Regions from separate parts of the Homo sapiens genome. Here region 2 is linked to region 1. A link is an interaction called in ENCODE POLR2A ChIA-PET data of the cell type or tissue named here. Cell type or tissue: PC-3. All regions are shown on one strand. Links, peaks and the distances in the headings refer to the core of each region. The heading gives the core; the rest is flanking DNA.

The links. Peaks named below come from ENCODE experiments on the same cell type or tissue, not always from the same donor. Only the 100,000 strongest peaks of a DNase experiment are listed, where the experiment ranks them.
Region 2: POLR2A ChIA-PET joins it to region 1 with 13 read pairs; 4 of 35 experiments call an interaction of 5 or more read pairs at or near these places.

Annotation. Positions count from the first base shown.
Region 1 is chr10:328,240-331,164 of GRCh38, forward strand. It overlaps DIP2C (disco interacting protein 2 homolog C), which reads right to left. Exons shown (of 37, transcript NM_014974.3): 30 at 1,194-1,362. Among named protein-coding and RNA genes, the nearest start is that of ZMYND11, 190 kb to the left of the region's middle. In PC-3, for the core only: no CTCF peak of the experiment used is centred there; a DNase peak (open chromatin) is centred at 1,312; H3K4me3 peaks cover 1,312 bases; H3K27ac peaks cover 1,604 bases.
Region 2 is chr10:263,526-266,450 of GRCh38, forward strand. It overlaps LOC107984191 (a long non-coding RNA gene), which reads right to left. Exons shown (of 4, transcript XR_007062029.1): 2 at 8-133. Among named protein-coding and RNA genes, the nearest start is that of ZMYND11, 130 kb to the left of the region's middle. RefSeq lists an enhancer at 743-1,942. In PC-3, for the core only: no CTCF peak of the experiment used is centred there; a DNase peak (open chromatin) is centred at 1,367; H3K27ac peaks cover 2,254 bases.

The sequences.
Region 1 (2,925 bases), core at 246-2,745:
ATTACATATTCACACGCGCGCACGTCTGAGAGGTAAAGCAGCATGCAGCTGCAACAGCAGGTCTGAAGCCAAAGATTCTAAATTTGGCTCCAGGTTCGTTCAGCCTAAGAACCTGGAAAGGTTGCTTAATTTCTCTATGACATAAGTTTCCTCAGCTTTAAAATGGAGACAATAAGGGCTCCTATTTCAGAGAGCTATTGTAAGGATGAAATGAATACGTAAATTGCATACTGACCCTCAACTATGTCATGATTTTATTCTGGTTATTTATATATGTGCCAACAGGAAGGTCATGAAAATGTACTCACTTTCTAATACAATATAGATGAACATGAATAGTGCTAACTTTTTCCTATATAAAAACTTAAAATGATTGCACAATTACTTATGTTACATAAAGTTATCTTGCATTTTGCTTTCCTGTCCAAGCTTTATGCATTAGGAAAACAATGCAGGACAGATAAATGTACTGTTCCGTTATTGATCTCTGTGTAGATGACAGAAACACAAACACAATCCATGTATATACAAAGACATACACACATCCAAAGAGTACAAAGTCAGTTGAAATTTTATCAAAACTGGTCAGATGATTATTCCCTCCTAGTTACTTGGAGCTAAGGACTACTTAATTTACCATGAAGATATACGTATCAAAATGTCCTTGGTTTAAATGGAGGGAAATACTATTATTCTTACATAATAGCAATTATTAAAAAATGAAACACAACACTGTTAACTGAACTGTAAAATGAATTGAGCTTAGGGTCCAGACCCAGAAATCAGGGTCTCCAGGGAAAATAAAAGTGAGCGGCTAAATTCAAACCTACCTTCTTAAACACCAGTATCAAATAAAGTTAACATCACCTAAGATCTTCTGAACACTGAACACTTCAGAACACTGAATCCACCCAACAAAAAATCAAATTTAGGATCTTTCAAGTAGACCCAGTGGAATGACAGGCATTGAAAATATTTTACATTCTGGTTCGTTACTGTCTGTGGTCGTGGGGAAATATTCACGTTAAAAAGATTTTCATATAAAGGCAGTTTGTAAGCTTCAGGTGACGTTAGATTAAACCCAGGCTTTGTTTTGGAGGACTGTTTTAACTTCACCCCATCACAGATGTGCCTTCTTAGAAAGGAGTCCCTGTGGGCTCACAGGGCACTGAGCTGCCAAGGGAGCTGCTTACCTTGAGGGACTCTGTTTGCGAGCCCAGCCCCTTGGTGCACAGCTCCATCACGGAGTAGGAGCAAAACGTGTCTCGGACTTTGTACTGACTCACGGCAAGAAGCCACAAGGCGGGGTTGGTTTCCAGCTCAGAGGGCGGGATCAGGATGGACTGGTGCCCAGAATACACACTGCAGAGAAAGAAGAGGCTGTCAGGGCGGGAGCTCAGCAAGGCTGGAGCTCAGCAAGGCTGGAGGGCTCAGGGCAGCACTGACTCCAAGGAAAAGGAGGACTTGGAACAGCCCGTGCTGCCATCTGTAGAAGGGCACAGTAAAGCCAACGCTGCAAACTGCAACCATGTTCACGAAAGCCTTCTGAAAAGCAAATACGTACTACAGAATCATGGGGCAGTTCCTACCACTTTGAACACACATTTAAGACTACTAAACGCTGTGATGCTGTGATGTCTCTCAGACCTGCGACATCAGCAAACTGGATCCTCTTTCTTAGTAGAAAACACAGGGATCAAATTTCGGTTTAAAAAAAAAAAGTCCAGCTTCAGAACAGGAGCTGGCAAACCACAGACACTTCCTGTTTTTGTAAATAAAGTTTTATTGGAACAGGGCCACCACCACTCATTTGTTTAAATATTGTCTCCAGTGGCTTTGAGCTGAGTGGTCAGAGACCACAGAACCTAAAATATTTACCAAACAGCAATTTAATAAAGAGCAGGCCTATACCTGGTTTAGAAAACTGACAGCCAGGGTGAAAAAAAGACAATTATGGTAATTAAAGTTAGTCACTCAATCTTTTTAAGATCAGATTTTTACTAAAAAGGATCCCAACGAATTACCAAACAGAAGAAATAGAGAAAAATAACGATTCTTTAATTTTACCTTCATACTAGAGAACAGATTTAGAGAAATGAAAAAGTGATAGATTACATATTTTATCAATTGATGGGGTAAGTGTGGATTTAACAACTTGTCAAAACTACATTTTTAATGGTTTTAATTTTGTTTACTACTATGAATTCACAATAGATACCATACATTAAAATAAAATATCCTAGATAAATCACGTTCTAAGATTTACAATTTAATTAACGGGAACGTTCTGTTGCCCAGGCTAGAGTAGGGTGGTGTAATCATAGCTACCTGTCACCTCAAACTCCTGGGCTCCAGCAATTCTCCTGCCTCTCCTGAGTCAGTAGGACCACAGGTGTGCACCACCATGCTTGTTTTTTTTTTTTTTCAGTGGTAGGGTCTATGTTGCCTAGGCTCATCTTGAACTTCGGGGCTCAAGCAATCCTCTCTTGTTCCTGCTGTGGCCATGTAAGATGTGCCTGGCCTCCCAAAGTGTTGGGATTACAGGCATGAGCCACCATGCCCAACCTACACAATTTTTTTTTTTTTTTTTTGAGACAGGGTCTCACTCTGTCACCCAGACTGGAGTGCAGTGGTGTGATCTGGGTTCATTATAACCTCTGCCTTTCAAGCTGAGGCCATCCTCCCACCTCAGTCCCTGAGTAGCTGGGACTACAGATGCACAACACTATGCCTGGCTAATTTTTTTTTTTTTTTTTTTTGTAGATACGGTTTCGTATTGTTGCCCAGGCTGGTCTCAAACTCCTGGCTTCAAGTACTCCTCCTATCTTAGCCTCCCAAAGTGCTAGGATTATAGGCATGAGCTGCCATAAGAGGCCTACGCAAAATTTTATCAGTGAAACAGCACTATGATTAACGAGTTAGGCC
Region 2 (2,925 bases), core at 91-2,590, 65 kb before region 1:
AACTCACCCAAAACACCTGGTGGGACTTCTGAAGACAGAGTTTGTGCTGGTACCAAGTGCCGCTTTCAGAGAGAAACACCGTGTGGTCAGGGGAAGACACTCTAAATCCTGCAGACTATACCAGATAGTCAACCTAAAAGGAAGAATCCGAGGCAAAGTTAATATAAGTAGGCAGTTTATTTGGGCCAAGCTTGAGGATTGCAGCTGGGAGCAGAGATTCAAGTTGCCCTGAGTATATGCTCTGATAATATATGCTCTGAGAAGCAGCAGTTACAAGTGGGGTTATTTTTTTATTTTTTTGTTGTTGATTTTGAGATGGAGTCTCACTCTGTCACCCAGGCTAGAGTACAGTGGCGCAATCTCGGCTCACTGAAACCTCCAATTCCTGGGTTCAAGCAATGCTCCTGACTCAGCCTCCCAGGTGGCTGGGATTACAGGCACATGCCACTATGCCTGGCTAACTTTTGTATTTTTAGTAGAGATAGGGTTTCATCATGTTGGCCAAGCTGGTCTTGAACTCCTGACCTCAGGTGATCCGCCCAACTCGGCCTCCCAAAGTGCTGGGATTACAGGTGTGAGCCACCACGCCTGGCCACAAGTGGGTTTTTAAAGGCAAAAGAAGAGGATGAGGAGTGGGCTGACAGCAAGTTGACTGTCAGGAATTCTTGTCGGTTTACAGAAACAACAGTGCCGAGTGATTGGCTGTACATTATTAACCTATAGGATGCCAGTAACAGCATCTGGTGTGGCATCATTAGGCTGACTCATACCTGTAGGGTTCAGGGCATGGGGTATGGAGTCCAGTGGATGTCACTAGGTTGATTCATAACTGGAGGGTACATGGCATGGGGTACAGTGTCCAGTGTATGTCACTAGGTTGACTCATAACTGTAGGGTACAAGGTATGGGGTAAGGTGTCTGGTGCATGTTACTAGGTTGACTCACAGCTGTAGGGTACAGGGCATGGGGTACGGTGTCCAGTGTATGTCACTAGGTTGACTCATAACTGTAGGGTACAGGGCATGGAGTACGGTGTCCAATGTATGTCACTAGGTTGACTCATAACTGTAGGGTACAGGGCATGGAGTACGGTGTCCAATGTATGTCACTAGGTTGACTCATAACTGTAGGGTACAGGGCATGGAGTACGGCATCCGGTGCATGTCACTAGATTGACTCAACTGTAGGGTACAGGGTATGGGGTAAGGTGTCTGGTGCATGTCACTAGGTTGACTCACAGCTGTAGGGTACAGGGCATGGGGTAAGGTGTCTGGTGCATGTCACTAGGTTGACTCACAGCTGTAGGGTACAGGGTATGGGGTATGGTGTCCGGTGCATGTCACTAGGTTGACTCACAGCTGTAGGGTACAGGGCATGGGGTACGGTGTCTGGTGCATGTCACTAGGTTGACTCACAGCTGTAGGGTACAGGGCATGGGGTATGGTGTCCGGTGTATGTCACTAGGTTGACTCATAACTGTAGGGTACAGGGCATGGGGTACGGTGTCCAGTGTATGTCACTAGGTTGACTCATAACTGTAGGGTACAGGGCATGGAGTACGGCATCCGGTGCATGTCACTAGATTGACTCAACTGTAGGGTACAGGGTATGGGGTAAGGTGTCTGGTGCATGTCACTAGGTTGACTCACAGCTGTAGGGTACAGGGCATGGGGTACAGTGTCCGGTGCATGTCACTAGGTTGACTCACAGCTATAGGGTACAGGGCATGGGGTATGGTGTCCAGTGTATGTCACTAGGTTGACTCATAACTGTAGGGTACAGGGCACGGGGTACAGTGTCTGACGTGGTATCACTACATTGATTCATAGCTACTTGTAGCAGCAGCAAGCAGTTTCAAGAGATGCACGCATAAGGTCAAGGGGTGTATGTGATGTGACTGCTGCCTGATTTTACTGTCTCTCTGGACCTAATAGTTTAAAAGGATTCATACTCCTGAGATAAAAGTTCTTTTCTCAGCCATATGTAGAAAGCTGAAACTGGATCTCTTCCTTACACCTTATACAAAAATTAATTCAAGATGGATTGAAGACTTAAATTTAGACCTAAAACCATAAAATCCCTAGAAGAAAACCTAGGCAGTATCATTCAGGATATAGGCGTGGGCAAGGACTTCATGTCTAAAACACCAAAAGCAATGGCAACAAAACCCAAAAATGATAAATGAGGTCTAATTAAACTAAAGAGCTTCTGCACAGCAAAAGAAACTACCATCAGAGTGAAGAGGCAACCTACAGAATAGGAGAAAATTTTTGCAATCTACTCATCTGACAAAGGGCTAATATCCAGAATCTACAAAGAACTCAAACAAACTTAACTTACAAGGAAAAAACAACCCCATCAACAAGTGGGCAAAGGATATGAGCAGACACTTCTCAAAAGAAGACATTTATGCAGCCAAAAGACACATGAAAAAATGCTCACCATCACTGGCTATCAGAGAAATGCAAATCAAAACCACAATGAGATACCATCTCACACCAGTTAGAATGGCAATCATTAAAACGTCAGGAAACAACAGGTGCTGGAGAGGATGTGGAGAAATAGGAACACTTTTACACTGTTGGTGGGACTGTAAACTAGTTCAACCACTGTGGAAGACAGTGTGGCGATTCCTCAGGGATCTAGAACTAGAAATATCATTTGCCCAGCCATCTCATTACTGGGTATATACCCAAAGGATTATAAATCATGCTGCTATAAAGACACATGCACACGTATGTTTATTGCAGCACTATTCACAATAGCAAAGACTTGGAACCAACCCAAATGTCCATGAATGACAGACTGGATTAAGAAAATGTGGCACATATACACCATGGAATACTATGCAGCCATAAAAAAGGATGAGTTAATGTCCTTTGTAGGGACATGGATGAAGCTGGAAACCATCATTCTCAGCAAACT